Regions from separate parts of the Mus musculus genome. Here region 2 is linked to region 1. Evidence: chromatin loops called from intact Hi-C (ENCODE). Cell type or tissue: heart. All regions are shown on one strand. Each heading gives the region's core, and the rest is flanking DNA. Links, peaks and the distances in the headings are about the cores only.

Region 1 (16,109 bases), core at 3,709-11,708:
AGGACGCTGACAAGGACTCCTTCTCATCCTCCTCCCCGCCGCTGTCCAGCTCCAGGGGCCGTCCTGGCCGGCGTCGCACACCCACGCTTTTGGGGTCCCGCTTGGTGAGTTCGCAGGGAGCATCAGCTATGTCCCGGTCCCGCTCCCGCTCTGACTCTGTGGGAACAGAAGGAGTTATGAGCGGGGACGCAGTGATGGGGAGGAGGGGGAAACCAACAGCCAGCCAGCAGCAGAAAGCACTGACCTTCATCTTCCTCATCCACAGAGGTTGAAGGCCGTAGCCGCTTCTGGTCACCAGAAGAGGCTGTGTCCGGTGGCTCCTTCCTCTTGACCTTGAAGGAGGGCAAGCGAATGGCGCCCCGCAGTCCAATGCCCAGGCCTAGGCCCTCGTAACCCAGGCCCTCACCCTTGCCCCACGACTCCAGCAGACAGGAGGCGATTCGGTCTTTGGGCTTTGGCCTGTCCTCGTCCTTGTGCTCACCGGACTTCACGGGGGTCAGTGAGGCCTGGGATGGGAGAGAAGGGGACAGTGACCAGAGTCCGAGGCATTGCTGCTGCCCCCTGCAGGCAGCCTTAGTTAATGGCACACTTTTTTCCCATACACTGGGCCACAACCTCCCTCTCTTTCTAGGGTTCTAGAGCCCCACACTGCCCTTCCACCACCGCTTCACCAACAACACTACCACAGCTGCAGTTTTTGGAGCATGGCCTCCACATGGGGGGCACAGGAATGAGAGCTGTGCGCTGCAAGAACATATCTACATCACTACCACAGGCACCAAGGTCCAATTTCCCTGTGCTGTGTGGTCCCAGGGTATTACAAACAGTCACAGTGTCTACACAGTGGACCCAATATACCCGGAACAAAAGGAATGGAGTTCTTCTTTCAGAAATTAATTGAAACCAATTTTATCTCTTGAGCTATTGCTGAAAAAAAAAAAAAAAAGATAAAGAAAAGAAAAGAAATAGAAAAAAGGCCAGCCATGGGAGTTGCATGCCTTTAATCCCATAACTTGGGAGGCAGAGGCAGGTGGATCTGAGTTCAAGGCCAGCCTGGTCTACGTAGCCAGTACCAGAACAGCCAGGGCTACAGAGAAATGCTGTCTTGAAAAACCAAAGAAGCAAAACCAATACCAAACAGAATGGGGAGGGGGAGGGGTGGAGAGACGGCTCAGGGGTTAAGAGCACTGGCTGCCTTTATAGAGGACCTGGGTTCTAGTCCCAGCAGCTATATGGCAGCTCGCAACCGTCTGTAACTCCAGTTTCTGGGCATTCGATGCCTGCCTCTGTGGAACACAGGCAGGCACTCGCTGCACTTACATACATAGAGGCAAAAACACCTATTACATAAAATACCACCACCAACCAACTAAACACCGCTAACAACAACAGAGCTGGGACTGGTGGCACACACTCGGCAGATGGGAGTATTTAAGGACAACTTGTTTGGCTCCATAGCAAAATTGAAGCCAACCTTAGTTTTAGAAGACCCTAGTTCAAAATTAAAAAAAAACAAAAAACAAAAAACAAACAAACAAACCCAAGTTCCTAGCCTTTTGAATCTGTTATATAAGTTCCTTTAGAAGTTTGTTTGTTTGTTTGTTTTTGAGACAGGGTTTCTCTGTGTAGCCCTGGCTGTCTGGAACTCACTCTGTAGACCAGGCTGGCCTCGAACTCAGAAATCCGCCTGCCTCTACCTCCTGAGTGCTGGGATTAAAGGCGTGAGCCACCACTGCCCGGCCAAAGTTTATTTTTATTTTATGTGTACAGCTGCTTGGTCTTCATGTCTGTCTGTGTGCTATGGATGCCTGGTACCTATGAAGGCCAGAAGAGGGCGCTGGATTCCCAGAACTGGATTGACAGACAGCTTTGGCCTGCCATGCAGTTGCAGTGCTTATTAACTGCTGAGACATCTTTCTAGCCCACTTATGTTGGTTTATGCATGGAACTGTGTAGCTTAGGCTGGCCTCAAATTCCTGACATTCCCAGCAAGGGTTGTGGGGGTACTTCCCATGTGCGGGATGACGGAGTTGGGGGTGGGTGGGGGGGTTTCACTTCTGGCTCAGGCACTGCCCATAGCTTAAAGAATTTATTCAGAGGGCTGGAGAGATGGCTCAGTGGTTAAGAGCACTGATTGCTCTTCCAGAGGTCCTGAGTTCAATTCCCAGCAACCACATGGTGGCTCACAACCATCTGTAATGGGATCTGATGCCCTCATCTGGTGTGTCTGAAGACAGTGACACTGTGTTCACATATACAAAATAGATAAGTTTTTCTTTCACAGTTGGGGATACATCTCAGCTAGAAGAGTGTTTGCCTAGCGGGCATGAAGCCTTTGGTTCCATTCCCAGAGACTGTTAAACTGTGTGTGGCGGGGCTTACTCGGGATCCTAACCCCTCCAGCGATGGAAACAAAAATTCCCAGTTCAGAATCATTCTCTGCTACAAAGAGAATCTGAGGTCAGCCTGGGTTAGAGGCTCTGGGTTTTGTGTGTGTTTGTTTGTGTTTTGGAGACAGGGTTTCTCTATGTAGCCTAGGTTGTCCTGGAACTTGCTATGTAGACCAGGCTGGCCTTGAACCCACAGAGATTCCATCTTCCTCTCCATTCTGAGTACCAAAATGAAAGGTGTGCTTCACCTGGTTTCAGTAAGTATTTTACTTAAGCAAAAACCAGATATAGCTGTAATTAAAATGAGACTGTCTACAGTATGTGAGAGCGAGGTGAGGTAATCACACATCTTTAAAGCCAGGACTCAGGAGGCAGAGGCAGGTGGATCTCTGAGTTGGAAGCTAGCCTGGTCTTCACAGCAAGTAACAGACAGCCAAGGCAACATAGTGAGACCCTGTCTTAAAAACCACCACCGCCGGGCGTGGTGGCGCACACCTTTAACCCCAGTGCTTGGAAGGCAGAGGCAGGCGGATCTCTATGAATTCTAGGCTAGCAAGGCCAGCCTGGTCTATCGAATGAGCTCCAGGTAGCCAAGGCTAGTCAGGGAAACCCTGTCTTGAAAAACTAAAACAAGCTGGGTGTGGTGGCACACGCCTTTAGTCCCAGTACTCGGGAGGCAGAGGCAGGCTGATTTCTGAGCTCGAGGCCAGCCTGGTCTACAGAGTGAGTTCCAGGACAGCCAGGGCTACACAGAGAAACCCTGTCTTGGAAAAAAAAAAAAAAGAAAAAGAAAAACTAAAACAAAACAAAACAACAATAACAACAACAAAACACAACAAAAAGCAAATATGCCTGCATCGCTATTACTTCAGTGTTCACCCCAAGGTGGTGGCTCAAGGATCTGACATATTGGGTTGAAAGGACGGAGGTGAACTGGACAAAAGGAGCCACCCTCAAAGCTCTGGCGCTTTAAGTTACAGACGACATAGCTTCAGATAGCTCTGACTGTTACACATCCCAGGGGGGCCAACACAATTCAAGTAATGGATGATAAAGAACTGTGTGTCGGGTAGTTCTCTGGTTTTATGACCCCGTAATATGAGTCCTGACAGGCCGCACTTACCTACCCTGCAGAGAACAAGTTTCTAGTCACAGAGCTCCCTACAGTGCAGTGCAGGGAGAGACAGCAAAACTGGTGGACGCCCTCCTCTGCGGGTGGGGTGAGGAGCAGAGTGGACTAGGGGCAAGGGACAGCCACTGAGGCCTTCCTTTTAGTTAGTTGATCATTTGCTTTTGTGAGACCGGGTTTGGGGGGGGTCTCACTATGTAACCCTGGCTGGCCTTGAACTCACAGAGCTCCTGCAGCATTTGCCTCCCCCACTCCCACCCCGCCCCCAGTGCTGGAGTTAAAGGTGTGAGCCAGGACTCTCTGCTTATTTGAGAGGACTTAAAAACACTAAAACGGCCGGGCGTGGTGGCGCACACCTTTAATCCCAGCACTCGGGAGGCAGAGGCAGGCGGATTTCTGAGTTCGAGGCCAGCCTGGTCTACAAAGTGAGTGCCAGGACAGCCAAGGCTATACAGAGAAACCCGATCTCGAAAAACTAAAAAAAAACAAAAAAACAAAAAAAAACAAAAAACACTAAAACCAGGTAAGTGCCTGTCCTTGTAGCTACCATGGCTGAGGCAGGAGCATCCTTGAGCTTTCATAGCACAGACTGAGACTCCACCTCTTAAAGGAAAAGGCTTCAGGACGTTGTCCCTCCTCTCCGTTGTGTAGGGAAAGGGCAGTTAGTTAGGGATCATTTGTGAGGGTCTGGATAGGCAAACCTCCAGGGAAAAGGGCAGGCAGAGGTCCCCACAAGGTCAGACTTTGTGCCCAATGTATCAGGAGAGAAAAGGGAGGTGAATCAGGTCCCAGAGGTCTCAGCTGAGGGACCACCTGGATTGGCAGCTGCCACCGGGCAGGAAGTTGTTGAGCTCCTGAAGCTCAGAGTGGGCCAATGAGGAACTGTGTCTGATGCTACTGTCTCCTCTTAGTTAAAGGGGAAGAATTTAAAGGGGAAGAGCCACATGCAGCCAGTGGCCATGGGTTCAGTCTGCTTAGTCAGCTTATCTATCTACCTACCTACCTACCTACCTATGTTTTTCAAGACAGGGTGTCTCTGTGTAGCCCTGTCTGAACTGACTCTGTAGACCAGGCTAGCCTGAAACTCAGAGATCCACCTGCCCCTGCCTCCCAAGCGCTGTGATAAAGGGCATGTGCCACCAACACCCTGCTTGTTGGCACTTCTTAAAGTTGTCTCAGGCTGGCTGTAGAAGCAACCACCCATCCAGTAACACATCTTCAGAGAAAGGGATGCCTAGGCCAGTTCCTGCCGGCCCTCTCGTGACCCTAACGGGCTTCCTGAGCATCCACCTACATACCTTGGCCATCCGCTCCTTCTTGTCCCACCATTCGTCAAAGGCCCGGAAGGCCACCACCTCTACCATCTTGCGGTTGAGATCACGCTTCATGATGGCCTTAAGTTCCTTGAGCACTACCAGCAAGACCCCATCCACCGTGGCCTTGTGCGGGTCCTCCTGACGTGGTATGTAGCCTGGTGGTGGCACGGAGGGGTCAAACTTGGGCAGGGGCGGCCAATGCTGTCCACGTCCTGGGCCACTGTTGCTCAGGGAGAATGGGCTCCGGTAGGGGGGCAAGTTGACAAACTGCAGTCCAGCAGAAGCGGCGGCAGCCGCAGCGGCCATGAAAGGTGGGTAGGGACAAGCCCCCTGGCCTGTCATGAGCCGGCTTAACATCTGTGTTTGCATCTGGAAGGACATGGGCATGCCACCCCACTGGCCACCCAGCACATGGCTCATGTCCACCTGCATCACAGGAAACAGTCCCGGTGGGAAGGGAGGTAGCGGCGGAAGGATGGGTGGGGGCGGGACACCCGGGGGCGCTGGCAAGGGTGGCGGGGGCACTGTCACTGCAGGATGGGCTGGTGGTGGTGGTGGTGGTGGTGGAGGCAGAGGTGGGGGCATGGGGAAGCCAGGTTGTGGTGGGGGTGGAGGAGGGGGCGGGGGTAATGGAGGGAAGCCAGGGGGTGGGGGCAGGGGCAGGTTTGGAGCCAGCACGTTGGGGGCTGCCACAGCCCCGGCCCCTGGGGTCACCACCATGGGCTTGGGGCAGTCAGCGCTGGTGATGGGGGCCGAGGGCATCTCATCATCTGAGATTTCCATGTCCTCTCCTGAGGACTGCTGGCCCTGGAAGAGAGCAGTGAGGGTTCTGTAAGCATTTTCCAAGCACCAAGGAGTCAGAGTCTTGGGATCAGGGGATCAGGGGATCAGTGTGGGGGACTCCCAGCGTGCTGGCCAGACCTCGGGCACATCAGTCAACCATTCCAAACGATACTTTTCTCCTTTGGTACAAGGGGCATCCAAATAGCCATTCCCTCTGCGGCACCTGTGTGCCAGGTACTGTTCTAGATGCGGAGAAGCCGAAAGTGACCGAGACAGCCACAAGTCTTGATTTGTATGGAGCTGAACTTCTAAAAAATGGTGGAGGTGAAACGTAAGCGGAATGAGAAATCTCAGCATGGGGAAGGGGAAAGGCCGAGAGAAGGGAACAGGGTGTGGGGAGAACCCCGCAGAGGTCTGAGAGAGTCTGAAAGATCACAGGAAAGAGTTAACACTCAGTGATGCTTCCCACGTGCCAGGAAAATTTACATGCATTGGCCAGTTCTTAGAACAACTCTGGGCGGAGGGGTCTGTTCTCTCCACTGTTACTAAGGAGGAACTCAGGACATGTAAAGGCTTTAGTAACTTCCTGGAGACCATGCAACCAATAAGAGCCACAGCCGGGGGATTTGAAACAGGAAGTGGCTCCCCAGCCTGGGGTTCAGCCACTGTGGCCAGCAGGGCTTAGTGCAAAAGGTACCCGCTTCGAGGAAGTGCTGGCAGCCTGGGTGGGGGTAGGCAGCCGCCTTAAGGACCCATCAATTAGAAGGGGTTTCTGTTTGTTTTTGTGCTAGGGACTGAGCCCTAGCTGACATGCTGCTAGGTCAGTGCTCTACAGCTCCAGAGCTGGGCCAGCTCACTCCCACTGGGCCAGTTCAATCTTCTCACTTAAGTCTCCTTGGCTTTTAGAACAGGCTGGCAAGGCTGAGAGCTACAGACATGCGTGGTCGCATCCCACAACAGACCTCAAGAAGCCGGGCTAGGGCACACACACACCAGACACCTGCCCCAGGAAGAGCTTCCGCTAAGACTGCAAGGGGGGTGGAAAGGGGCGGGATCAAAGGACAACCTGGGCCAAACTTGATGTGGGAGGAGTCTATTGAGATCTGGGTCTTTTGAGATGTTAGCATCTGAGCCTGGGAACTGGAGAGAGGCCCTGAGTTGCTATGGTTTAGAGGTGGGAGCTGGAGGGAAGGTGAGAAAAATGAGTTCCGGTTCCGCAAGGGACTCTGTGGGTCAGACGCCCCGCCCCCCCCTCCCAAACACACACATCTCACCCTGGGTGAAAATATTAAGAAAACAAAGCTTAAGTGACAGTAGGTGCTTTGGAAGGCTGAGAAGGCAGGAGGTCAGAGGTCACACACCACCTGATGAGAAGGGCCTCAGAGGAGTCATCTGCTGGGGAAAGGAGTGTCTAGACTCTCATCTCCCCCTGTACACACAACACAACACATCCTGAGAGCACACTCTCAAGGTACCCTTGGGAGGGCAGGCCAGGCAAGCTGAGCAAGAAGAGAAAGAATGCCCTAACGTCAGCTCCGGACAGCACCCAGCATCACCGTGGAGCAGCGCTCAGAGGGTTAACTCCCGGCTGCTATAGTCAGCCAATCACAGGGGCGCAGGCAAACTGGCTCTGCCCCCTCCCTCCCTGGCCACAGCGGGTGGGAACCAGTTGGCCGCAGTGCCTGTAGTTCAGGCAAACTGAAGGGACACCTTGTTTCCATGGAGATGGTGAGGCAGGACTCATACAGACCCACTCAACAGATGAGGAAACTGAGACTAGAGAGAGAAAAGACCTTCCTCTATAGAGGTCACATAGTCCGTGTGACAAGGCAGCTAATTAAGGCTCTGGGGCTGAAACCTTTTTTTTTTTTTTTTTAAACTCACCAGCCTCTGCCTATCCTGTCCCTTCCCACGGGTCCTCTCTACCTCAGCCTTGTCGGGGCAAGAGCTCTTACAGACACCAAGCACTACCAGACAGCAGAACCTAAGTACTGCTCTCCCGACCTCCAGCAGGGGGCGCCGGAGGGCCGACCTGATGCTTAGCTCTACTCTGAAGCATCTCCATAATTCTGTCCTGGAGCAGTCCAGACTCCAGCCTTCCCAGCCTCAGCTTTCCTCTTCTTATGCCCAGGGAGGGAGGGAAGGAGGGAGGAAGGGAGAGAGTGTTAGGGCGGCCTGTGACCTCCAGCGACTCAACCCTGGACCAGGTGGCTGGCATGATAAACATCCGCCAAACCTAGGCTGCCTAAGAGGGATGGGGGAAGGGCCTACAGCCTAGTTAGTTAGCTCAAGTACACCTGTCAGTTCCCTCTGCCTTGACCCTTGAAGCCAGAAAACCACTTCCCCAGAACTGCTAGCAGGCTCCCAGGAGCCTCAGCCATCTGCGGCCCCACCTCCTCCCCTGACTCCCAAAGTTCCTTTGCAGGCAGCCAGAGGGGGCTAATGGAGGACACGCAAATCTGTGTCCACAGGTGCATGGGTCTCTTATCTGAGCGTCTACTTGTTAATGCGTGCTGGGCCCCCTAGTACAAGGACCCAGGGTTGAGCTTAGAAAGATGACACAATGATCCTCTCCCCTAGAAAACCTGGACAGTGGAACCTTCACCATCCCAGCTTCGAAACTTCTTGAGACAGGAGGTCTGGGTAATGAGATAGAGGGAAGAAAGGAAGGAGTAGGGGGCAGACACCTTCATCTGATTTACACTCTGTTCCCCTCCAAAGCTAACCCTAACCCCTTCCCCCTAAACGTTAGATCCTAAATTAGCCACCAAGAAAAGGAAGACAGATGGACAGATGGACTGCTGGACCGCTCCACCTGCATGCTTTCTCCTCTCTTCAGGGCACCAGGCTCTGAGAAAGAACACCTGGGAGTGTTTGTTGAGCCAGCCTCACACAGCGCCATTAACAGAGACAATGACCTGGGACCATGAGCACAGCCTAGGGTCTCTCCGAAAACCCCGCCAGAGCTCAGAACTTAGCCTGCGTCCAGGGAGGAGCGTTACAGGGTCCCGTTGCTCCCGCATCTTAGCTAGTAAAATGTATCAGGAGTAGAACACAAGACAGACAAAATCAATCCCAGACAGACAGACAGGCATGGTGGTACCTCATCCATCCGCTCTGAGGTGGGGGTCCTGTCTCCTGCCAGGTCCAAATCCACCTCGGCTGTCTGGCCTAGCAGACCCATAGGGTCTGGGGGGCCTGGCTCAGGTGGGGGCCGAGGCCCCAGGCCCAGGCCCAAGTCCTCATCTTCATCAGAGTCAGGCAGTGGTGTGGGACTGATGTCCTCTAGACCTGTGCTGGAGGGGCGCGAGGAGGGTGGCGAGGGACCGCGGAAGCCGGGCTGCGAGTTAGTGCCAAAGTGGCTGAGCGGGGAGAGTTGGGAGGAGGAGGAGGAGATGGGGCTGCCTTCCATCTGTATCTCGGTGTCTGAGTCCTGCTCACGAAGGAAGGGCAGCTTGGTGCGTTGCTCCTTCAGCAGCATCTCAATGCGGGAGTCCAGGCTGTCATGGGGCTTCTCTGGCCCGGCTGGAGAGGACTCCAGAGTAGGGGTGCCAGGGCTGTCACAGGGCTCAGGACTCCAGCCAAAGGTAGGCCGACCACCCAGCTCCATGCTGTTGCTGTCAGGGGGCGGGGGACCAGGAGGGGTGCCTGGCTTCTCCTTGGCTGGAGGCTCAGCGGGTGGCAGGGGCGGGGGCGCAGGTGCCCTCCGGAACTCCCCACTGTCGCGGCTCCCAAAGGCTGCTGTGGCGGTGGGCTCCTCAGGGGGTGGCGGGAAGGGGGGTGCTGGAGTCTGATATGGAGAGAAAGCTGATTTGAATCCAGAAGCCGTGGCTGTTTGGGCAGGAGGTGGAGTATGGGCAAACGTGGTGGCATCCTGCGACTGAGCCTTGAAGGGAGTCCCGCTGCTGCCAACTGTCCCAAAAGAGAGGTCCGAGGAGCCTCGGAAAGGAGCTGTGGCTCCAGCCACCGCTGAGTTGTGGACATAATGATGTTCGTGGCGGCGGTTGTAGGCATCTGTGAACTTGCTCTCGTGCCGCCTCGCCTTGAATGTGGCTGTGGGGTCCTGGCTGAAGAGATAGGAGGGTGTGGGCTGACGGCTGGAGTAGCTGGAATCCTGGGAGAAAGGGGTGCCCAGGCGAGGCGTGATTGGGGTGCCTTGTCCATAGGAGTTGGGTGTGTCCAGGCGGCAGCTGGAGTAAGCTGTGTCTTGGGAGAAGGGGGTCCCACCGCTATTGGGGGTGACTGACGAGGAGCCAGAGCCGCAGCCTGCAGACAGGCTGCCATCTTTGAGGCGCTTCAGAGCATCTGATAGCTGGAGAGAGAAGAGATCATGGGTGTTGTGGGTGTGGAGGGAGGACCGAGCTGAACCAGGCAATTGAGCTGCTTCCCGCTAAAACTTTGGCTGCTAGGGAGTGTGGAGCCCATGACCTCCCATCACAAGGAAAGAACTGGAGTGCCTGGAAGTGCGCAGGGGTTTTTTTGTTTCTTTTTGTTGTTGTTGTTTTTCCCTATCCCTAAGTATAGATGTTTACCCTCTGCACACATAGAGGATTGTCCCTAATACTGGCAGCACAAAGAGAAGACCCTGATGTTTTGGTATAGGCTGCTATTTCCTTCCCAAGCCTCAGGCCATCTGACATTAAAGGGTGTGACACAGAGATGTGACCAATGACTGTGGTCTTGGGTTTGATGGACTGTCCTTACAAATTCTAGATATTTAAAAGGTGTGACAGCCCCTCCCCCATGCCTCCTGATCAGCAGGCAAACAGACTTCAGTCCTCTGGGAGGGGGGGACACCTCAGTTCATACTGTGGCTGAATGGAATCAGCTAGGTGAGTGTCCTGGTATACCGTGGGTGGAGGAGCCAGTCTGTTCTGGAAGAGGATCTGAACTCTGCTTTCTGGAAATACGTACAGAGGGTGCCCGGATACCAGACACTAAGACCCAAACGTAGCGATGTTTTGACATTCATATAGAAAAACAGCCTGCATCTGTGGGAATCCCAGTATGGGTGGAGGGTGGGTGGAACCAGAGGAGGGACTCAGGGATGCTGGGCCAATCCCAGCGGAGAACTGGTGCAGCAGATCTTGGGAAAACAGGGTTTTTAGATCAGCTGGGAACCAACAGCAGGTGTGGTCAGGTCTCTAAAGCCAAGAGGTGCTGAAGCGGAGGGAGCAGCTGCAGGGAAGAACCTACCTGCAGGGTCTCGCTCACAATCGGAGAAATAGCATCCAGCTCACCAACAGGGAGGGTCTGAGGGGTGTACCGGCCGGTGACCAACAGCTCGTAGAAGCGCATGCGAGTTTCCCCTGTAACAGGCAAGGGACAAGGGTATCCATGGAAGCTCCACCAGGACACATCCCCATGGGGATTCCAACTCACTTATTAGCACGGTCAGGGATCCCTTGTGCCTGCGACCACAGGCCCGGGGATCCTGTGTGTCCCCTGATTAGGTCTCTACCCTTTCTCACCTCATTCCAGATTCTCATCTGTCCAACCAGGCTGCAAAACTCTGATCTTTCTGATCCTGAGATTCTAAGGTTAATGCCTTTGTGGGACAGAGCTTCTCCCCCCACTGCACCCCCCCCAAAAAAAACCCCAAAACCCCCAAATGCCATCCTAAATGGAAAGTTCTTTCCATTCCTTAGACTATAGTTCCCCCCCAAAAGGAGCTATTACCACCCCATCCCCCACATTCTTTCACCACAGAATAGTCACGGCTTGTAACAAGGGCAGAGGAAGTCTGGGGACAGAGGTGACTTAACTATCTGGGGCCAAAAGACAATCTAAGCCTGTCAAACACATACATACTACTGTGAGCCAATCGCAGGCTGCTCTCCACCAGCTTAAGCCCCAGGAGTACCCAGAGTCTGCCCGGGGACTACCTGGAGCCCTCTGCCTACCTCTCTACCCACCAGAGAGAGATTTTGATCAACCAGGCCCCGATTATTGGTATTTAGAGCCTTAGAGGCAGCTGCTTACATATGCAAAGGAGGTGAGCCACACTTTACTGGACTCTTTCTTGAAATACAATTACAAATCTCAAAATAAGTGGTAGTATCTGAGGATTGTGTCTTTTCCTTTCTTTTCTTTCCCTCTCCACCCCTCCAGGTCCCCCAGAAATGAAATTGTAGTGAGGCTTAGCTGCTGCTTAAGATGTGGGCAGGTGATGGGAGAGGGGGACTGCAGGCTTCAGTCATGGGGGAAATTGAACTTCAGCTTAATGTGAGGCTAGGTAGTAGATTTAATAGTCTGTTCACACACACACACACACACACACACACAAGTGCATGGCGACAGGGGTGGGGTTGGGGGTCATTTACTAGGGCTCGAGGAACTGGGAAATGAGAAGGAAAGCTGTCGACTGGACAGAAATGACTAGGCTTTGCAAGCGGGGGTTGGGGGGTAACCAAATCCACTCAAAATTGCCAAATCCACTCAAAATTACCACAAACCACAACCCTTTGCGACAACACCCAGCGCGGTCTTAGGTCTTAGAGACTGCATGTCGCCATCATTAAAAGCAAAACAAAGTTAAGTTTTTCTGTCTTGCCTTTGGTGTGTGCTCAGAAACTCAAAAAGAAAAATCCCTGGTGTTCACCCCTGGAGTCCTCCCAGGCAGGGTTCAACAGTGCCACGCCCCTCCTCCAACCCCCGGACTTGACATTAGGATCACGGGACCACCTGGTCCCAAAGCCCCCTGCACTTGCCCGCAGACTGGCAGGGATGTCTTAGAAAGGACGCAGGTAAACTTAGGGGGGATGCCCTCTGTGTCTTGTCAGGCCTTTTCACCTGAGCCAGGATGCGGGGGTGGGGGTGGGGGTGGAGGAGAGTCAACAGCTCTGGAGGTAGGAGGTGTGGCTCCCCAGCCTGCCTGAGCAAACAGAGGTGCTGCGGTCTCTTTAAGAGAGAGGAGGGAAGACAAGTGTCAACCCATGAGCACCCAGAGCAGCCCGCCCCCAAGATCCACTATCAATGCTATCAGAACATTATCAATGAAACACTCCTCGGCTCAGATTGGTTCAGGGAAGGGGCACCGGTAGGGGGTGAAGGGGCACGGGCACCCTAGATCTTTAAGGAATGACTTTTATGAATTTAAAGGCACACGGTTCTTCTTCTGCCCCCAACAAATAAACAAACCCTCCCATCTCCCCTAACACAGGCAGCAACACTAGGGACTGTCTAAACGCAGGCCACAGGGGCTCAGAGAGGGGCCCACAGGGGTGTCATAGGTGGGGGAAGCCTCTGGGTGGTCCCTAAGGGTGCAGTGGCCAAGGACTGGCACATTTGGTAAATTATAGTCTGTCTCCTAGCAACAGACAACACATTTGGCTCCATGTGACTCTGCCCTCCGGAGGGGACAAAAAATAAATGGTGGTGGTGGTGGTGGGGAATCCCAAAGAAGAGACAAGGAACGATAAAGGGGTTTCCAAGATGAGGGTGAGACTGACAGGTGGCCTTCCAGCTCCTCCCCCACAGGCCACCAACCGGCCGGGCCACCACTAACCTTTGGTGTCCAGCTCCACGTGGATAATGTTGCCCATGACAGAAGTGCTGTGCAGGTGTTGGACGGCCTCCTTGGCGCCCCTGACTGTGGCAAAGACCACCTTGGCAATGCCCAGGTGTTTCTTGGTCTTCGGGTTATACAAGATCTCCACCTCCTCCACCTCCCCATACTTTTTGCACATGTCCCTTAGGAAGTTTTCACGGACGTTGTCATTCAGCTTGGCAAATGTCACCTGCTTTGGAGGCACAGGGCCCACGTAGAACTCATCGATCTGCCAGGGGCCGCGGCCGAGGTGGGGGGGGGGGGGAGGGAGTTTGGAAAACATTAAAACCAAAGAGAAAACACAAGCACGCCTCACTTGCCCAGCAGTTAAAAAAAAGAAAGAAAAAGAAAAAAGAAAACAAAAAAAGCATGCGGGCGGGCCTAGGAAGCAGAGGATTAAATCGTTTGGAACCTGGAAGTCCTCTGGGTTCGAAAGGAAAGGGGAAAAAGAAACAGTTTCTCTTTCCCCACCCCCCTATTCTGGCCTCCTATCCTTGCTGCTGGATCCCAGACGACCCTCTGGTCTAGGAAGTTGTCCCCTTTAAAGCCAAAGGGTTGGGAGGGGGGCGGGTCCCTGAGCCAGGGCCCTGGGTGCGCAAGGACCCAGGTGGGGACCGGGAGCCCCCAGCTCTGCCGGCATGATACAGTCTCAGTGCCCTCGTTACAGTTTCTCCGAGTGTTATTTTGTTTACAGTGGCCCGGAGGGGACACCCCTCTCCCCCCTCCCCGCCAAAACTTCCCAGTCCTGGACGGCGGGAACTAAGAATCCGGCTGGGCTTGGTCAGGACTGGCGTTATTTTCGAACTCGGGGAAGGAGGGGGGGAGGGACCATAAGACAGAGAGGAGGGGTCCTACCTTGAATTTGGGCACAGACAGCTCCAGCTCCTTGTTTTTGGTCCAGATTCCGACCACCCGGGGATCTTCCACGATCTCCACCGGGCGGTTGCTGGACATCTGTGGGCAGAGACAGGGGGTTCAGTATAGAAGGGCTGGCACCCTCCCCAGGGGCAGGGGCAGACCCCCCCCCCTCAAGGCACCAGTCCCACTCCAGGCTGAGGGGAGGGAGTCCTGGCTGACAGTTGGCCCAGGTAGCTGGAAGAGGGGTCCCCCTCCGTTCGCCTCTTGTCTGGGGGCTCCACCGGGGGTGGGTGGGGGTGGCGGGAAGGCGCGCCGGCTACTCACGGCCAGGCTGAAATGCTGCCCATCGTAGCGGTACAGTTTATGGTGCCCCTTTTTCAGAGCCGGGTCAATCATCAACTTGTAACTTCTCCAATGGTGGTTCCTCCTCTCGCCCGAAGGGCCGGGCTGCGGCGGGGGCTGCTGGTGGTGGTGGTGGGGGTGACTGTTCTCCATGCCGTTAACCCAACCTGAAACCCAAGCAAGTTGTTGTCCTCTCCGACGCTTCTACACATTCGCCCGAGAATCCAATCGGCTGGCCCCCACCCCCCTCCCACCTTACCAGCGCGCCCCGAAAGCTTGTCTCGCTGCCTCTCCCCCCCCCCCCCGCCTCCCGAGGAAAAAAAATCTAAGAATGGAGCGAGAGAATAAACCCTTTCCGGAGGGTTTACGCGCCCGCCCGCTCGGCCACCGTCTCCGGCTGGCAGCGAGGGGCTGCCCGGGGCCCCCGCTGCGGGCTGGCGCGGTCCGGGACGCACGGAGGACGCGGGCTCCGGCCCATGGTGCCGCCAGCCGCCCGGCGTGGCGCTCGGCCCGGCTCGGGAGCGGGGCGCGCGGCAGGGCCTGGCGTCGCCCGCCCGGGCGGGGGCCGGGGGCTCGGGCTGCCCGGCTCCTCTGACCGCGGCCTCTCTCTCTCTCTCTCTCTCTCTCTCTCCTCCCTTCCCTGCGCCGCGCTTACATCCCCGCCGGGCGCCGGCCTCCCTGCGCCGCCAGCCAGTACATGGTGTCCCCCGCGGGAGCCGAGGCCGGGGCGGCCGGACCGGGGGCCGGGATGGGGGGGACGCCGCCTTAGCGGCTGCCGGGCCCCGAGCTGCCGCTGCCCTTGCTGCTGCCGCCGCCGCTGCTGCTGCTGCTGCTGCCCGGGAGGCGGCTGGCGGCGGAGGCTCGGCTCCCAGTAGCCGCACATCCCACAATACACCGCTAAGGAGCCCGACCCGAGTGCTCACCCTCCTCCTCTTCCTCCTCCTCCTCCTCTTCCTCCTCCCCTCGCCTTCCTCGCCGCTTCCCCAGGCACTCTCCCGGCGGCGGCAGCTGCGCCGCCAAAGCCCCGGGCCCCAGCGGCCCCCCACCCCTCACTCGCGCGCTCCCACACTGCCTCCCCCCCCTTCCCCGGGGGGAAGGCCTTTTAATTTATTTATTCTGCTGGGACTGAGGTGGGGGGCTTGGCTGACGGGGGAGAGGGGGGTCTCCACGGCTTCTATCTCCCCCGCGGCTGGGGCTACCCTTCCAGCTACGGAAGACTCCACGGTGTGCGCCCCCAGGGCCTCCCAAACTGTTTCCAAACTGCCCAGGCCGGTGGTGGACGCGTGGAGTCTCGGCGAAAAGGGCTGGGTTTCGAGTGGGGGGTGATCGTGTGTATGACTACTAGAAGCCTGGAGGGGAGGCAGACGTCGACCCCAAACGAGTTTGCAATCGAGGTATCTCCGATCCCGCTTCCTCTTTGGCCCGCACGCCCCCTCCCTCCCAGGAGCTGTGCTGGGGAAGGGAAACCAAGGTTTGGAACCACACTAGCCTTCACATTCCTGGGAGGATACAACCCTCGCCTGGACGGGGAAGATAGCTCTTTCTCTTTATTTTTTCGTTTTTATTTTTTGCCTTTCTGTTTTTATTTTTGGAGGGGAGCGCCCAGTAATTGTCTTGAACACATGCTTCTCCCTCCCTCCTTCCTCCAGCCACCAGCGACAGAGAGTCCCCTTTTTTGCATTTATCATTTTCCTTCCCCTTTCTTTATTAAAGGTCCGGGAGTGGCGGCGGCCAATCAGCGC
Region 2 (16,109 bases), core at 4,682-12,681, 140 kb after region 1:
ACAAAACAAAACAAAACAAAACAAAACCCCATCCTAAGGCTGGCGAGATGGTTCAGCAGGTAAGAGCACTAACTGCTCTTCCAAAGGTACAGAGTTCAAATCTCAGCAACCACATAGTGGGTTACAACCACCCGTAATGAGATCCGATGCCCTCTTCTGGTGCTGTCTGAAGACAACTACAGTGTACTTATGTATAATAACAAATAAATCTTTTAAAAAGACCCTCATCCTAGCTGCCTGGAAGCCAGTATTCTGCTAGCAGCCTTCAGATGAAGATGCAGAACTCACAGCTCCTCCTGCACTTTGCCTGCCTGGATGTTGCCATGTTCTTGCCTTGATGATAATGGACTGAACCTCTGAACCTGTAAGCTAGGTCCTTATAAGAGTTACCTTCATCATGGTGTCTGTTCACGGCGGTAAAACCCTAAGACTCTGAGCCAAGTTTCCAGCACTCATCCTAAGGTGTTTTTGAGACCAGAGCTTACTATCCAGCTCAGGCAGGCTTCAAAGTCGAGGTCTTCCTGTCTCGCTCGACTTCCTGTGTGCAACCTTAGCGCTCTCCCTTTTCTTTCTGGTGCTAGGATTCAAACCCTCGGCTTTGTGCATGGTCTATAACTGAGCCAAATCCCCAAGCATCCCTGTAACTTTTCTGCTGTGTCAAGTACATTCAGAAAAACAAGAATTGGTTTTTTTTCTCTTTTTTGAGAAAAAGACTGGCCTCATGTTCACTATGTAGCTAAGGATGGCTTTGAACTTCTGATCTTCCTGCCTAACCTCCCAAGTACTAGAATTGCAGGTATGAACCCCAATACCCACCTTTTTTTTTTTTTTTTTTGCTTTTTGGTGTAGCTCTGGCTGTCCTGGAACTCACTTTGCTGGCCTCTGCCTCAGCTGCTGGGATTAAAGGCACAGGTCACCACTGGCTTTGCTTTAACTGTTCTATTCTTTATTTTTAGGTATGCTCCCAATAGCACAATATTTTATTAGAATGTATATATTATTTATAGAAATAACAACCGGCCCAGACATAGCGGTGCACGCCTTTAATCCCAGCACTCTGGAAATACAGGCAGGCAGATCTATGAGTTAAGAGGCAATTCTGGCCTACACAGTGAGATCCTGTCTCAAAACCAAACAATAGTAAGGCTAGCATTAAATTTATTTTTATTTTTATTTTATTTTATTTTATTTTATTTTATTTATTTATTTATTTATTTATTTTGGTTTTTCGAGACAGGGTTTCTCTGTATAGCCCTGGCTGTCCTGGAACTCACTTTGTAGACCACGCTGGCCTCGAATTTAGAAATCTGCCTGCTTCTGCCTCTGGAGTGCTGGGATTAAAGGCGTGCGCCACCACTGCCCGGCTAAATTTTTTTTTAGTAGAGTTTGGAGACCAATGTTTAGACCAAAGGTTGATCAACTAGGGCCCTCAGACTATGGTCTTATGTTTGACCACAGCCACTAATTTACATATCATCTAAAGCCAATGACGGAGTGTAACAGTTACCTGGAAAACCACACTGCCCTGACACACCAAGTTGGCTGAGCCTACCTACAGTTAGACAAACACTGCCCAAAGGAGATTATGAAATAACAGTCACACAAGAACCCTCTAAGGAGGAGGGAGGGAGACTGATGTGAACAAAGTATAAAGAATAACACACGAATGGAAATGTCATAATGAAATCCATCACTTTATATGATAACTTAAAAGTAATTAATTTAGCCAGCCAGTGGTGGATTTCTTTAATCCCAAGCACTTGGGAGGCAGAGGCAGAGGCAGAGGCAGGTGGATTTCTGAGTTCAAGGCCAGCCTGGTCTACAGAGTGAGTTCCAGGACAGCCAGGGCTATGCAGAAAAACCCTGTCTCGAAAAACAAAAACAACAAACAAACAAACAAACAAAAACCTATAAAACAAAACAGATCAACACTGCCCGTGGTCCTCCTCTCTGTCTGAAATGTCCCTTTCAAGAAAGCAGCACATTAAAGGCCCTCATAGGGTCTGTGAGAGAAAGCAGCTGATTTACATTTTAACTTCATATTCTCTTTCCTTCAGACTATCCTCTACCCAGTGTAGATCAATAGAGCACTGCCTTGGGAAGCCCACTTAAAAAGGGCTTTTCCTTTCCAGTCAGGGACCCATCAAGGGAAGGGCCCCTCACTGTTCCCAGCTGAGGATTCCAGAAAGTGCTGCAGGCAGGCACTTGTGAAGTTTCACAAAAGGCCTCTCTCGACGGAGCAGACATCAACCTCCCCTTGGGATATTCAGCAGAGAGTTCCATTTATGCACTGCCCAGAGTACAAATCTTGCATGCAGAATTGGGCATCTGGCAGACTCCAAAGGCCTGGTTATCAACCAGCTCGGGGTAGGGGTGGGGGCGGGGATACTGGCAAAAGGAGGGAGGGGAGAAAAGGCTCCAGTCAGACTCAACAGAACTCAGTCCTACTAGCTAGCTGTGATCAGGGCTTTTCTGAGCCCTGGTTTTCCTGTGTGGTTCTCAAACTTTTAAGAGCTACGGTGAGGTTTAAACAAGAATGAAAGGAAGGAAGGAGTCTGGGCTCATGCTGGACACAGTTAAGAGTTACGTAATACCCGCTTTAATCATCACTGTTACATTATTCACACCAGGCCCCTGTCTATAATCTTTGATAGGTCCCTGCTGCTCACCCAAGAGTTCCAACTTCCTAGAGAGGTCCTCAATGTCCTCTACCATAGGGCTTTTGTTTAGGGCAGGGTCTCAGACTCACAGAGAGCCGCTTGCCTTTGCCTCCCGAGTGCCGGGGATTAGAGGTGTGAGCCACCAGAGTGACTTGGTGTGTGGCATGATGCCAGTCACACCAGACCCCCTCTCTTTCCCTAGAGACCCCACGACTGACTGTGAAGGTTCTTGCCAGTTTGGTAGGCTCTCCTCAGGACCTCACTTCCACCATCCTCAAGGCTCCATTGGAATCACAATCCTTCCATCCTTCAGAAAGCAGACCCCCACACCATGGCAACTAGCGTAAACAAGTTCCCTAGATACCTAGGCAGGTATTATAACTTGCAAATACCAACCCAACAAATCCACAAGCCAATGAGGTTGGTTGCTGTTTACTGGGGAAGGAACCCCAAGAGGTTAAGCAACTTCCCCCAGTTTTTACAGCCTGAAGAAGCCCGGCTGACACTGGCACCTGGGTAGCTGATGTGCCCATTCCCATTTTGCTACCCTAGAGCTTCTGGGCTCTATGTCCTTGCCACTCTCTGAGGCTTGCTTTCCAACATGGACCACCCAGAGGGCTATAATGGCTTCCGGAGCCAGTGACTTAAATTGCAGCATGTCATTCACAACCATGCTTGGAAGGAAGATGACAGGAGGACCCCTCTGAAGCATTTTCCACGGTTGCTAGCCTGGTACAAGAGGCCCATCGACTCCAGCATTAACCCTCCTTTCCGGGGATTAGTACCGAGTGGTAATAGTAGCTTCTTGCTCACCTCCCACCCAGCACTCTGATCTCTGGGTATGTCAAAAACACCCAATCATGTCTCATGACTGGAGCGCTTCCTTCCAATTCATTTTCCCAGAAAGCTTAGCCAACTTCTGAACCTGCTCTGGAACCTGGAACAAAAAAGGGGCTGGCGGGCAGAACTTGAGGAGGAAGATAATCCAAAACTAATTGATCCCAGGTCGTGGAAGGCATTTTGTTTACCGCACCAGACTGACCTTCCCAATTATCGTCTGCTTAGGCTAATGTTACAGCCTGCCTCCCATGCATGACCACCTTTGTCCTGTACAGGGACAGGGTCAGGCCCAGGCTGTGGTAACCTTAGGGACAGACAGCCTAAAGGTAGGCTCTGAAGGAAACTTTTGTTTTTTAAGATAGTGTTTCTCTGTGTAGCTCTGGCTGTCTTAGAACTTGCTCTGGAGACCAGGCTGGCCTGGAACTCAGAGATCTGCCTGCCTCTGCCTCCTGAATTGCTGGGTTTAAAGATGTATACTACCACCTGCCCAAGGGATACTCTTGGCTCCAGGGACACTGTAAAATGCACATCTAACCTAGATTCGGGTTCCCTTCGTTTTCTATCTGTAGAGTCCCACCAGCAGACCAGATACAGCATCAGGTCCTGAAATCCCTCAGCTCCCCATGGGCCCTCGTAAGGAACCCTCATACAAGTCAAGGAGAGAACAAGATCTGCCCATCTCTACACAGGAGAAAACTAACCTCAAAGACGCTTATCCTCAATGTGTTACAGGCACCTGGCCTACACCCTTTCATCATGAAGTTAGGATTGGCTTGATCTCCACCAGGCCTTTTGAGAGACTCTCCCTCACGCTCACTTTAGGGATAAGCAGGTGAATTTGGCATTCCAGGCAACCTGGCTAACACTGGAGGGGCAAAGGTCGGGTCAGCTCCTCTACTTTTCCAGGTTTGTAGGAAGGAAGCCCTCTGGGGGCAGGAAGTTGGCTGTGCTGACTCACAAGCCAAGAGAAGAGTAATCCAGGAAACTTGTCACTCCGTTACCATGGCATGAGGGTGGCCAGGCACCCCCTTCCTCTCTTGAGGCTCACTCAAGGGGCTGGGTGTCGGCAGTGGGGGCAGAGCATCAGGAGACCTCAGACAATGAATCCAGAGTTCTTAGAAGTCCAGCTTCATAGCAGAGTGCTTAGTTGAAACTGTGGCTCAGAAGGGAGGCAGTCCTGGACCTCAACCCTTCGTAAGTCTGCACAATTTAAAGGATGGCATCCTGGAGTTGAGGAGCCTACTCTACCCAGGCTGTGCAAACAAGATTCCCAGGACAGACAGTGTGGATGCACCCATGCCCATCCACCGGTTTTAGCTACCCCAGCCTTCTAACCTCCTCCATGTTTTTAGTGGAGGCTTGACCTTCTGCAGAGGAGAACGAGAAAAGGAGAGGGTAGGAAAGGACCCCCTATCTGACCCTCACCTCTCCTGGGGTCTAAGAAGTTACAATTTACAAGCCATAAACACGTGATACCCCCTCCCCTAAAGTGTAAAACTTTCTCTTTAACTTCCAAAGAAACATTGTGTGGCTTTGTTTCTCATTCCCTTTGGCTTGGAGCTACCTGGCCCTGGCTGGAAACTGCCCATAGCACTGTGGTATGTCTTAAGTAAGACCTAGACACTGGCTGACCCAGGTTCAAGTCCTGTTTACCAGACTAGCTGTGTAGAACAGACAGGTCTTGAAGTCATGGGCAATCCTCCTGCCTCTGCCTCCTGAGTACTATAATTATAAGCCAACTCACTTTCACCTCTTTAAAGGGCTCCTCCTCCAACATCATTTTTTAAAGTCGGTTTTAAGGTTTTTTTTTTTAATCTGCCATTTAAGAAATCAAGATCTGGGGAGAGGGAGAGAGGTAGAGAGGGAGAGAGAGAGAGAGAGAGAGAGAGAGGGAGAGAGAGAGAGAGAGAGAGAGAGATTGATTTGCCTGAGGTCATACAGGCAAGCAGCAAGTGGCAGAGCTGGGAAGGGTAATTTATATCACACCTCCTGGCCTTTCCTCTCTGGCCTAGTGCACTGTGGGCTTCTAAAGCATCCGGGCTCACAACTGTGTTGATCCACTTGTTTGCAGGCGACAGGGAGAGACCCAGACAACACTCCCTTCCCAAGAAAACCAAGGGTGCCAACCACTCCCTTCCTCAAGGCCAAAGGCTTAGCTAATTCACGGGGGGGGGGGGGGGGGGGGGGGAGGCGGCCGTGATGGTGAAGGGGGGGGGCGGCAGACCCCACTGATGTAGGTTGATGTCATCGAAAGATAATAACAGCTCCAGGCAAACTCCAAGACAGGCAAGCCTGAAGGTATTCCTAGAGTTAAGGTCTGGTGCCTAACCTGCAGCCTCCAGGGGCGCCTCCTGCAGAGGCTTCGTACCACCTTCTTGGGACTTGAGGGGAGGAAAATATGCCTACCTCTTCATCAAGCAAGAGCCCTTTCAAGGGGAACATGTCCCACCCTCCTCCCCCACACCCAGTGACTCAGAGGCAAGTTTCTAGAGAAGAAAATGAGGGTGGGGAGTGGCACTCAACCCCTAGGCTGAGGCTCTTGGAAAATGCGGTGGGGTGGGGAGTGTAAAAGGGAGTAAGAGTTAGTGGAGTATGGGGAGGTGGAACGTATTGGGAAATCCCCTCCAATATTTGATAAAGTCTTGTTAATACCTTCCGGCCTTAGGTGTGCGAGAAGGCGCGGCCACAATGTAGCTCATCTTCATCTCCTGACACCTGTCCTCAGTGGGCTGGACCTTTTGCATCCTTCTTGTCCCCCTGATTACATGCAGGGCAGACTTCTTACATAGCAACTTCATGAAAGCAACATTCTTTGTAACCCTAACCTCTTTGCCGCGACAAGGTGCCCGTCTAAAAACACCTGCGCGTGGGTATCTCTATCTCTGGTCGTCCACCTCGCCCTCACAGCTCAGCAGCCTCTGGCTCCCCTCCGGCGCCTAGGACAGCTTTCCCCAGCTCTTCCCCTCACCCCAGGCACGCCCAGCCCGCTCCCAACTGTGGGCCCCGTCGGGGCTGCGGGCGGGAGCGGCCGAAGCAGGAAGAGGGGAGGAGGGCAGGGAGGCCCGAGCTCACCATGGCGAAGCCGGAGAGCAGAGCCGAGGTCCGGCTGGAAGCTTTGAGCTTGGCGCGGCTTAAGTAGAGCTTGCGCCAGGACAGCGCCTGCATCGAGTGCTCGTTGAGGCTCATCACCTCGGAGTAACTCTGGCCGATCCAGTCCGGGTAGCTGACGGCGGGTGGCGGCGGCGGCAGCGGTGGGGCCCCCGAGGGCTCCCCGTCCCCGCTGCGGCGGCGGCTCCGGCGGCTGCCGCTAGTGCTGCTGCCGCCGCTCACGGGAAGCTCCGGATTGCTGTGACTCGGGGGCGGGGCAGGCTCCGGATGCATGGAGTACGCTGCGAAGGCGCGGCTGGCGGCGAGCGCCTGAGAAGGCTGCGGCCCCGGGGCCGGGCCGGGCCGCGCCGCACCTCCGCCGGCCTCCCACTCGAGCCGGTCTCCCGCAGCCGGACGCACCGGATCCGAAGGCCGAGGCACTGGCTGCAGAACCGCTCCGCAAGTTCCAAGCGGCCGCGACCGGAGCCTGCGTGCCGACCGGCGTCCGGTCCCAAGCCGGCACCTCCGCGAGCTCCACGATTGGCCGGCGACCCGAGGTTATTTGCATACGCCACACCCACGAACACACCCCGCCCACAAGGCGGTGGGCGGTGTCCGTGCGAGTGACGTACCCCGCACCGCCTCCGACGGCTCCGCCCCCAGCCCCTGGCTCGCCTTCCTGGAAGCGCCCCACGCTGTCAGGCCTCGCTTCTCTTTGCAGCTGCTCCTGTGGCTTTGCTCCCGGAGCTCTTGACTTAGGCCATCCGAGGTCACCTCTGGGCGCCTCCTGAGGCCTATTTCCTCCTTGGAACAAGGTGGCAAAAGGTCTGTTGGAAAAAAGAGCAAGCGGAGGGCTACTAGAGTTCAGTGAGCGGTTATTGAGCGTCTATTGGGTGCCAACACGGTCCCAGGCACCGAGGGCAGGGTGTAGGCTTGTGATTGAGACGGACAAAGTCGATCCCGAAGATGTTATGCGTGCCTGGAGTCCCAGCATAGAGGAGACTGGAAAACAATGAGTTTGAAGGAGGAGTGAGCCCTTGCCTCGAAACACAAGAGGGACAAAATTCCCTGCACCCTTGCAGCCAACACTCTTGTAGAAAAGACACACAAACATCGAGTCAATTATAGTTCAGGAGACTGTAAATGTGTACAGAAAAAAAAAAGATAAAAAAAGGTGGATAGTAACAGGGTTTTTATTTTAATTTTAGAATGCTAGCCCCCGTTTGTATTTATTTATTTTTGAGACTACATAGCTCTGCCTGGTTTGAAACTTGTTATATAGACCAGGCTGGCTTCGAACTCACAAAGAGCCATCTGCCCAAGCCTCTGGACTACTGCCATTAGCATGTGCCTGCCATTAGCCTGTGCCTGCCATTCCCAGACCCCTCCGTAGCGTTTTCTATTCTGCAGGAGGCAGACTAAAAAGGTTCACACCTTGGGAGTCTCATCTGAGCTGAGACCTGGGCCAGCAAGATAGGCGCCAGGACCTAAGGGAAGAGGAAAATAGGGAGGTTCAGGGTGGGGCTCAGGAGATACCGGTAAGGTAGGGAGGGCACTGGGCTAAGGAACTTTAGGACACGTTAAGAGCAGTCTCACCGCTTTAACCCCCAGCCTTCAGAATGTTTCTTGGCACATACTCCACATTGAAGAAATGCTTGTTGACTGAATACATGTGGGAAAAACAAGAACAAATGATAAATTTAGATCCCAGTCAAATAAATCCTAAGCATGTGGTGTGGCACTCCAGGTCTAACAGTGTGAGAGTTAAACTCTTGTACAACCGCTAGAGGGCAGCCCTTCACTCAACCACATGGCACAAAAGAGAGGCCTCCTGTGGAGTTTCTGAGATTCCCCTAGCTGCTGCCTTCCCAGGTTTACAAAGATTGAGAACTTGGGGCTGGCATGGTGGCACAAGCCTTTAATCCCAGCGCTTGGGAGACAGAGGCAGGGCAAGAGGATCTCTGAGTTCTAGGCCAGCTACATAAAAGACTTTGTCTCCCTGGGCAGTGGTAGCGCATGCCTTTAATCCCAGTACTTGGGAGGCAGAGGCAGAGGCAGGTAGATTTCTGAGTTCGAGGCCAGCCTGGTCTACAGAGTGAGTTCCAGGACAGCCAGGGCTATACAAAGAAACCCTGTCTCGAAAAACAAAACAAAACCAAAACAAACAAACAAACAAACAAAAATGTCTCCAGAACATAAAATGACAACGAAAAGATTGAGCCCTTGGAATTTGAAATCTCACCCCATTAGGTTTGTTTCCTACATGGGCTTTGTGCTTATTATTCCTGATTATCATTTACACCTGTGCTCAACTATCCTAAAGACCTTTCCTTTTGCCTACATAGCCCCACGTATGGTCTTGTCTGGTCACCCTGATATCTTCCCTTGCATAGCTCTGATTGTAATAGCATCTGTGTTAGGTTTTTGGGTTTTTGTTGTTGTTGTTGTTGTTGTTGTTGTTTGTCAGCTTGACATGAACTAGAGCCATTGGAGAGGAGGGAAGCTCAATGGAGAATGTGTACCCCTCAAACTGGCCTGTATGCAAATCTGGAGGTCATTTTCTTGATGAATGATTGATTCACGGATGGCCCAGCCCACTGTGAGTGGTGCTGCCCCCTGGACAGGTGGGTAAAATCCTGAGTTCTATAAGAAGGGCAGGCTGAGGCAGCCAGTAAGCATCGTTCCTCCCTGATCCCTGCTTCGGTTCCTGCCCTGATAGAGTGTGACCTGGGAACACGTAAGCCAAATAAGCCCTTTCCTTCCCAAGTTGCCTTCGGTCTTGGCCTTTATCGCAGCAATGCTAGGTCGGCATCTGAAGTTGTCTAGCCAATTAATGTATTGATCTGAGCCCCACCCTTTAGAGTTTGTGTAGGACCAGGTTTAGTCAATACAGTAACTGACATCCTTGGTTCATGGAAACCAAGAGAGAGAGGGCGTGAGGTCTGGAGGTTAAGAGTCTGGAAGACAGCCGGGTGTGGTAGCACACGCCTTTAATCCCAGCACTTGGGAGGCAGAAGCAGGAGGATTTCTGAGTTCGAGGCCAGCCTGGTCTACAAAGTGAGTTCCAGGACAGCCAGGGGAACACAGAGAAACCCTGTCTCAAAAAACAAAAAACAAAGCAAAACAAAACAAAGAGTCTGAAAGACAGAGGTCTACTGATGTAGAGCAATGAAGAGATCTAGCAGTGGTGTGGCAAAAAAACAAAACAAAACAAAACAAAACAACAACAAAAAAAAAAAACACCTGAGGCCTTAGCAACGGGGATGGTTTCCTCATTGCAACATTGTAACCCCTTCCCTTCTTATCAATCTTACTTTGCCGCAGCCCATTAGTATAGAAGAGAAAACTACACAAAAAGCTCAGCATGTAGTTCTTCAGCATGTAGTTCTGGGTTCAATCCTTGCACCAAAAAGCAAAGCAAATAAAAAAATAATAATAATAAAAATAAAGATATCCAGATCTAGAGTGGAGGGGAGGCTCTAAGCTCGGCCCCTGACTTGGGAGGGTTGAAGGACCCACAGTAACCTTTGTCTTTCTTACTAGATTCAGCTGGGACCATGAGGAGCAGCAAAGCCATCAATAGAGGTACTTCAGCAGGCGGAAACTCTGAGGCTCCGGTAAGAAAGAAGAAGCCGCTTGCTAAGAAACGAAACTGGCACTGGTACGGGTGGCCAACAAGGGTTAGACTCCAGGCTTCAGATTCCACGTCAGCTTCAAACAACCCTGTGGCTCCCTCAAGTCGTCCGAAGGTATGCTATCAACCTCTGGGGTTGCTCTCAAAAAACAAAAAAAACAAAAAAAAAAAAAACAAAAAAAAAACCAAAAAACAAAACAAAAAACAAAATAAAAAACAAAACAAAACAAAAAAATAGCCCAAAACAACTTTTCTTTCCCAAACAGTTCGTGCTTGAGAGTGTAGAGACTCTGCTGAAAAGACAATGGTCTTGATCTATCAGGACTAATGGCCATAGCCTGAGGGCTGACCAGAGACTGCTGCCATAGGTCGCATAGGAGATAGCAGCATCCTTATTCTGTCAGGAGAGAAAAGTTAGCAGCAGTGTAGTACTTCCCAATGACAGGCCCTGTCCTACATCCTTGTACTAACACCTATAGTCATGTAAACTCTAGTGTGTATTATCTCATTGTATATTAAGTGTTATATTAAACTCCTTACAGACTCATAATATTAAATCACCATTTTACAGACGAGAAGAAAGGAGGCTGTTAGGAAGCAGTAGTATCTCATTTAGGATTCATTTATTTTTAGTAGGATAGATTTTGATTTTTTTTTTTTTTTTAAACTTTATTGGTCCAGCGTCTGGGGCATCACCATCACTCTGCTTGATCCTCATATTCTAGATCAGATGAGTCAGGATATATATATATATATTTTTTTTTTAATTACCATTAAAAAGTTATGAAAAGCCATGAGGGGGTGTTAGGGAGTTGGCTCCGTGGTTAAGAGCACTCGCTGCTCTGGCAGAGTTTCGGGGTTTGTTTCCCAGCACCCACATGCTGGCTCACAACTGGCTGTTAAGTGCGGTTTCAGGGATCCAACACCCCCTTCTGGCCTCCAGAGGTACTGCATGCGCATGGTGAACATATGTGTAGGTAAAACATTCATACACATTAAATAAAAATATATAAAATCTTAAAAAAAAAAAAAGCCATCCAAGCTATTTTGATTTTAGCAAGTTCTTTGGGTAAAGTTTGAGAATCGCTGAACCAGCTTGTCTAAGCAAAACTGAGATGTCAGCCCAGCCTGGTGGCTTATGACTCTTAAATCCTGGCACTTGACAGGCCGAAACAGGGGTACTGCTGGGAGTCCCGAGCTACTCTGGGCTGCGTACACACATACATATGTGCAAGCAAAACACCCACGTACGTGAAACCAAAGTGTCTGAAACACACACATAGAGCGCACACTGAGGGGAGATGTGAGAAGACACAGGAAGTAAACAGAAGGAATCGGAAGCTGGGGCAAAAAGCTTCCGGCAGATTTTCCCCTAAAACCTTTAGAGAAGGTGTCCCTCCCAACACATGGGCGAGATTGGGTGACCTCACAGTGACGTGGCTGTCTTTGCTGGCCTGCAGAACTGAGACAATAAGTCTGTTCATTGGGTGTGGTTCGGCACTCCTGTAGTTCCAGCCCTTGGGAGGCTGTGGTAGGAGAGAAGAGTTTGAGGCTAGCCTGGGCTATATAATTAGACTTTATCTCGAGAGGGGAAGGAAGGGGAGTCTAAATACTTAACCAAATGGATCTCTGAACTCCCTGGGTTGCAGCTCTTCCGTAAGGGCAGCCTGAAAGGATGAATCTCAGGGCCCTGGAGGGGCTCAAAGAGTGCAGCCAATCAAGGAGGTTGAATTCTCATTCATCAGAAATAGGGAAAATCACAGACTGTCGGGCGAGGTACACCTGGATTTAGACTCCAGTCTCATGGATGTGTAACTCGGCTACGTTGGCAGACATCCCAAGCTGTCTGGACTCCATCTGTCAAGTGGGAGTCCCGGTGGCACCAGGCAGCAAGGGTTGTTACGTTACGAGTGTTTCGTGACAGAACATTTGTCTGGCAATCAGCACAGTGCTCAATAGATGGTGACTATCTTCCCTCTCACGGGCACTGTGAGGATCAAAGAATGAAGGCAGCCCCATCGCACATCTAATGAATTGGCTAATCTGTATTTACCAAGGGCAGTTCATCTCTGAGAATCCAAACAGGAAAAACAGGTACCAGGATAAAGGAACAGTGATGTCTGGAAGTGAAAGACCTGTGGAGGAAGGACAACTAGAGGCGTCTAATAGGATGTATGTCAGAAACAGCGGCCGCCCTTCCCAACCAGGAGGTCCCACTATTTATCCCTGCCTCCCATTGGTCCTGTCTATACAGAAAGCCTGCTGACTGAGCAGCCGTAAGAATGGATCCCAATGATCCAGACCAAAGTAGGCTAAGAGGATGGCATGGACCAGAGGGCATAGAGGCCCAGACCTGGCAGTGGGGTGTGGAATTATACTGACACCTGGAGCCTCAGATGCCATACATAGAAATCAGGTATAAAGATATCCTTTTGGTAGTTAGGTGCACAGATAGAATACATACCAGTTTGGCACCCAGTAGGCAGCACCAACAAAAAGAATCCTCTGTTTGCTGCTCATAGGATAAAAAGGGGAAAGACAACTGAGGCCGGAAGGAAATCGAGATCCAGTCCAGCATTAGTGTGGGGATATTTTTATCTGGACACCCGTCCATCTGTCTTGTGTCCATTCTAAGCTGGTGAGTCTATCAGACTCCTTTTAGAAGTCCTGAGTCAGGGCTGACCACAAGCAAGTTCAGGGTAGTAGGAAGTTTGGTCTCACAGCTCTCTCAAAGAGATTTCAAATCCATTTGATACATATAGTTTTTTTTTTTTTTTTTTTTAAGTTGGTGTCTCTGCCTTCAACTGCTGTTGCCAAATTTCCCTTGCCTCCTCCAGTCTGGAGCTGGGCCATTTCCAGGATCGTTCTTTGTACAATTAAAAAGAAAAATAGAACCGTTGATGTTGCCAAACACATATTTAAAGTGACACTTTGAATCGAGGGAGTGAAAAATCAAAATGTTTTAAGGTTTAGATTAAAAGTCTCCAATCCTCGGCAGTCCCTGACCCTGGGATTTCTGTGGAGCCTGGCTGCCTTTAATCCTCTGTCCTGACTCATAAAAACCCTTTAGACCAAGGGTATTTATTTCTCAGAGAACTATTCCAGGCTAATCACATAAAAATACCCTGCTTCCCCGGCATACCCCGTCTAGTGCAGGTCCTGGGAATAGATCAGTGGAGTACACACACAAGTCCCTTTCCTTCATGCATCCATTCCACTAGAAAAGTCTACCATGCAATTGTCCTCCTTAACACTTTCTTAGAATCAGAGCTCTTTCCTCCAGCTTTCTCTTGTCCGTTGTATCTAGGGAGCCATCAAGATTCACCCAGATGGCAGAGGTCACTTGGTCACTCACTCTGTAAGAGCAAGCCAAAAACCTTTCTAAAAGATACAACTTGCTAGGCTTAGCACCACCCCACTCATTAAATCCCAGCACTTAGCAGGGCTCTTTGTGAGTTTGAGGCCAAAATAGTGAGTTCCAGGACAGCCAGGACTACAAAGAGACCCCGCCTCTAAATAAATGGTACAGTGGCTCGGGTCCTTTCCATGGGTACCTTAGCTTCCCATTGGTGTTTAACAAATAATGCAGTTGTTTAATAGAACATAATTTAATTTGTATTTATTCTTCTGGGTACTGAGAAGTCAAACTGAAGCTGCGGGTTTTAAATAAACTAAAGAGGGTCGATTTGGCTCCTTCTGGAGGCTCTGATGAGGAAAATCCATCTCCTCCCTCCTTTCACCTTCTGGTGGATTCTGTAGTCCTGGGCTTGTGGGCCCCCTTCCTTCAGTGTTCAGAGCGCTTACTCTGATCTTAGTTTTCATTGGTACATCTCTTTCTGTCTCTCCTGACTACTTAAGATCACGTTGGATTCACCCGGAGAGTCTCCCCATTTCAAGATCTTTGATTTAAACCACCTCTGTAAAGCCTTTCCTATCTGGATCTGAAGGCATCATCACTTAGCTTACTATTTTGGAAGGCCCTTCCGTGGTTATACTCAGCTCCTCACCTGGGGAAGCTTTATCTGATCGACTCCTGCCTCCTCCCTTATGACTGGGAGCCATGCCTCATCTGCCACAAGACATAACAAGAATATGACATCAACGAACCAGAGAACAAGTTCTCATCAGACACTGAATCTGATGGCTCTGTCTGTCTGTTAGAGATGCGGAGCCTCGGGAAGCCCAGGCTGGCTTCAAGCTCCATACACAGCTGAGGATAACCTTGGGTTTCTGGTCTTGTCTCCACCGGAGTGCTGGGATTACTGACATATGCCAACACACCTGGTCTGTGCCGAGCTTTCATGGGAGAAACTGGACCAATTGAGCCATCGGCAATTCTGCCTTTTGTGTTAAATCTCGAGGTTCTAAAACAGAATTAGATTTGCTTTGCTAAGCCTTGTAGTCTTGTGGTAGTTTGCCGCAGCAGCCAAATGGGCTAAGCAGGCTGCTGCTTGCCTTTTAGACCAAGGCTCTGAAAGTCATTTTCGGTTTTGAGCGTATCTGTTTTCTCCTAGCTCATGAGCCCACCCCTATCCTCCTCATCCCCTGGAATGTCTGTCTTTCTGAAGCCTGACCTATGCAGGTCGGGCTAGCCTCAAACTCACAGAGACCTCTGATTAAAGGTGTGTGTCAAGCCTTGTTTTTAACCGTGTATAGATGTGGGGTAAGGGGGGCGGCCTCTGTGCATATGAGTACAGTGGTATCAGACCTTCAAGAGGATGTTAGATCCCTTGGAGCCATAGTTACAGGTGGTGTGAGTCACCAGACAAGGATGCTGGGGGTAAAAGTTGGATCCTCTGCTGGGGTTAAAGGCATGGACCACCACTGCCTGCTGGATGGTTTGATGGCTAATGTGGTATGAATTTAAGCATCACAATTAAAGGTCGATTTAATCCCAGCACCGAGGAGGCAGAGACAGGCAGATCTTTGAGTTCAAGGCCAGCCTACAGAGTAAGTTTCAGGATAGTCATGGCTACACTGAGAAACCCTAACAACAACAAAGCAAAAGAAACAACAGCAAAAGGGTGGGTTCCAAAGTCTTTCATGTAGTCCAGCAGTTAATAAATGCCTACTTGCTAAGTATGGTGGACACAATTTATTATTCAGTTATAGAAGCATTTATTAAGGTTTGAGCTCATCATGCAATGGAATGTCCATTTGCCAACATCTCCTGTGCCCAGTCAGTATCTGGCTATGCTATAGTTCATTAACCGTCCGAGTGAAGGGCCGCTGATCTTCCTGCTGAAATGCTCTGTAAATAACATAGAAAGGAGAGACTATAATGTGGGTGTGGGCAGGGGCAGGAGACCCTTATCTCTGCGTACTGCCCAGTACCTTTCTCAGAAACTTATCTTCCCACCTGGGAAATAGCTCTTTGAAGACAATGATGAGGTCAGACAGGCTCTGCTCACCTGCTGGTGGATCTCCTGTGTCCCAGGGCTCTGTTTGGGGCACAGCTTTATCAAGACCAGGAAGGGGGGCTGGGGCTTGAAGACTGCCACCTTCTCCCACAGGCTGTCTACGTTCATCAGGCAAGAGGGCAGCAGCTGGGCTCCAAACCTGGCGCTGCTGGCAGAGAGCCGAAAGCTGTCGGCCCTTCATTTGGCCTGGCTGTTTTTGCTCTGAGGGATTTAATTCTCCCGCAGCAGAACCCCTTACCTGGACTTTGTCGAATTTTAAAAAGAGCAGACTCTTTGTGTGTGTGTGTGTGTGTGTGTGTGCGCGCACGCGCACGCGCACGCGCGCTTCCAAGTAGAGACTGATGTCATTTGTCTCCCTGGATCCCTCCCCTCTTCATTTACTGAGGCACAGGGTCTCTCATGGAACCCAGAGCGTATGATCTGGCTCGTCTAGCTAGCTAGCTAGTCCCAGGGATCTAATCTCTGCCT

The links. A loop is a pair of places that touch in the nucleus more often than their neighbours do. Peaks named below come from ENCODE experiments on the same cell type or tissue, not always from the same donor. Only the 100,000 strongest peaks of a DNase experiment are listed, where the experiment ranks them.
Region 2: a loop joins it to region 1, with 1.8 times the contacts of the local background. A loop is called at or near these places in 2 of 42 quality-filtered maps.

What each region holds. Positions count from the first base shown.
Region 1 is chr5:123,141,368-123,157,476 of GRCm38, reverse strand. It overlaps Setd1b (SET domain containing 1B), which reads right to left and starts at 15,284. Exons shown (of 17, transcript NM_001040398.2): 1 at 15,023-15,284; 2 at 14,350-14,534; 3 at 14,023-14,121; 4 at 13,126-13,396; 5 at 10,815-10,927; 6 at 8,722-9,930; 7 at 4,818-5,642; 8 at 245-506; 9 at 1-156. The coding sequence starts at 14,520. It also overlaps a transcript of Rhof not described here. In heart, for the core only: a CTCF peak has its summit at 7,628 (motif pointing right); DNase peaks (open chromatin) are centred at 6,276, 6,566, 7,266, 7,636 and 4 weaker places; H3K4me3 peaks cover 2,376 bases; H3K27ac peaks cover 2,104 bases.
Region 2 is chr5:123,006,030-123,022,138 of GRCm38, reverse strand. It overlaps Orai1 (ORAI calcium release-activated calcium modulator 1), which reads right to left and starts at 7,065. Exons shown (of 2, transcript NM_175423.3): 1 at 6,573-7,065. The coding sequence starts at 6,881. Gm2479 (a long non-coding RNA gene) reads left to right here and starts at 7,112. Exons shown (of 3, transcript XR_387710.4): 1 at 7,112-7,412; 2 at 10,131-10,336; 3 at 14,080-14,846. In heart, for the core only: CTCF peaks have their summits at 7,287, 8,361 (motif pointing right) and 11,159 (motif pointing left); DNase peaks (open chromatin) are centred at 6,498, 7,188, 8,058 and 8,418; H3K4me3 peaks cover 2,875 bases; H3K27ac peaks cover 3,637 bases.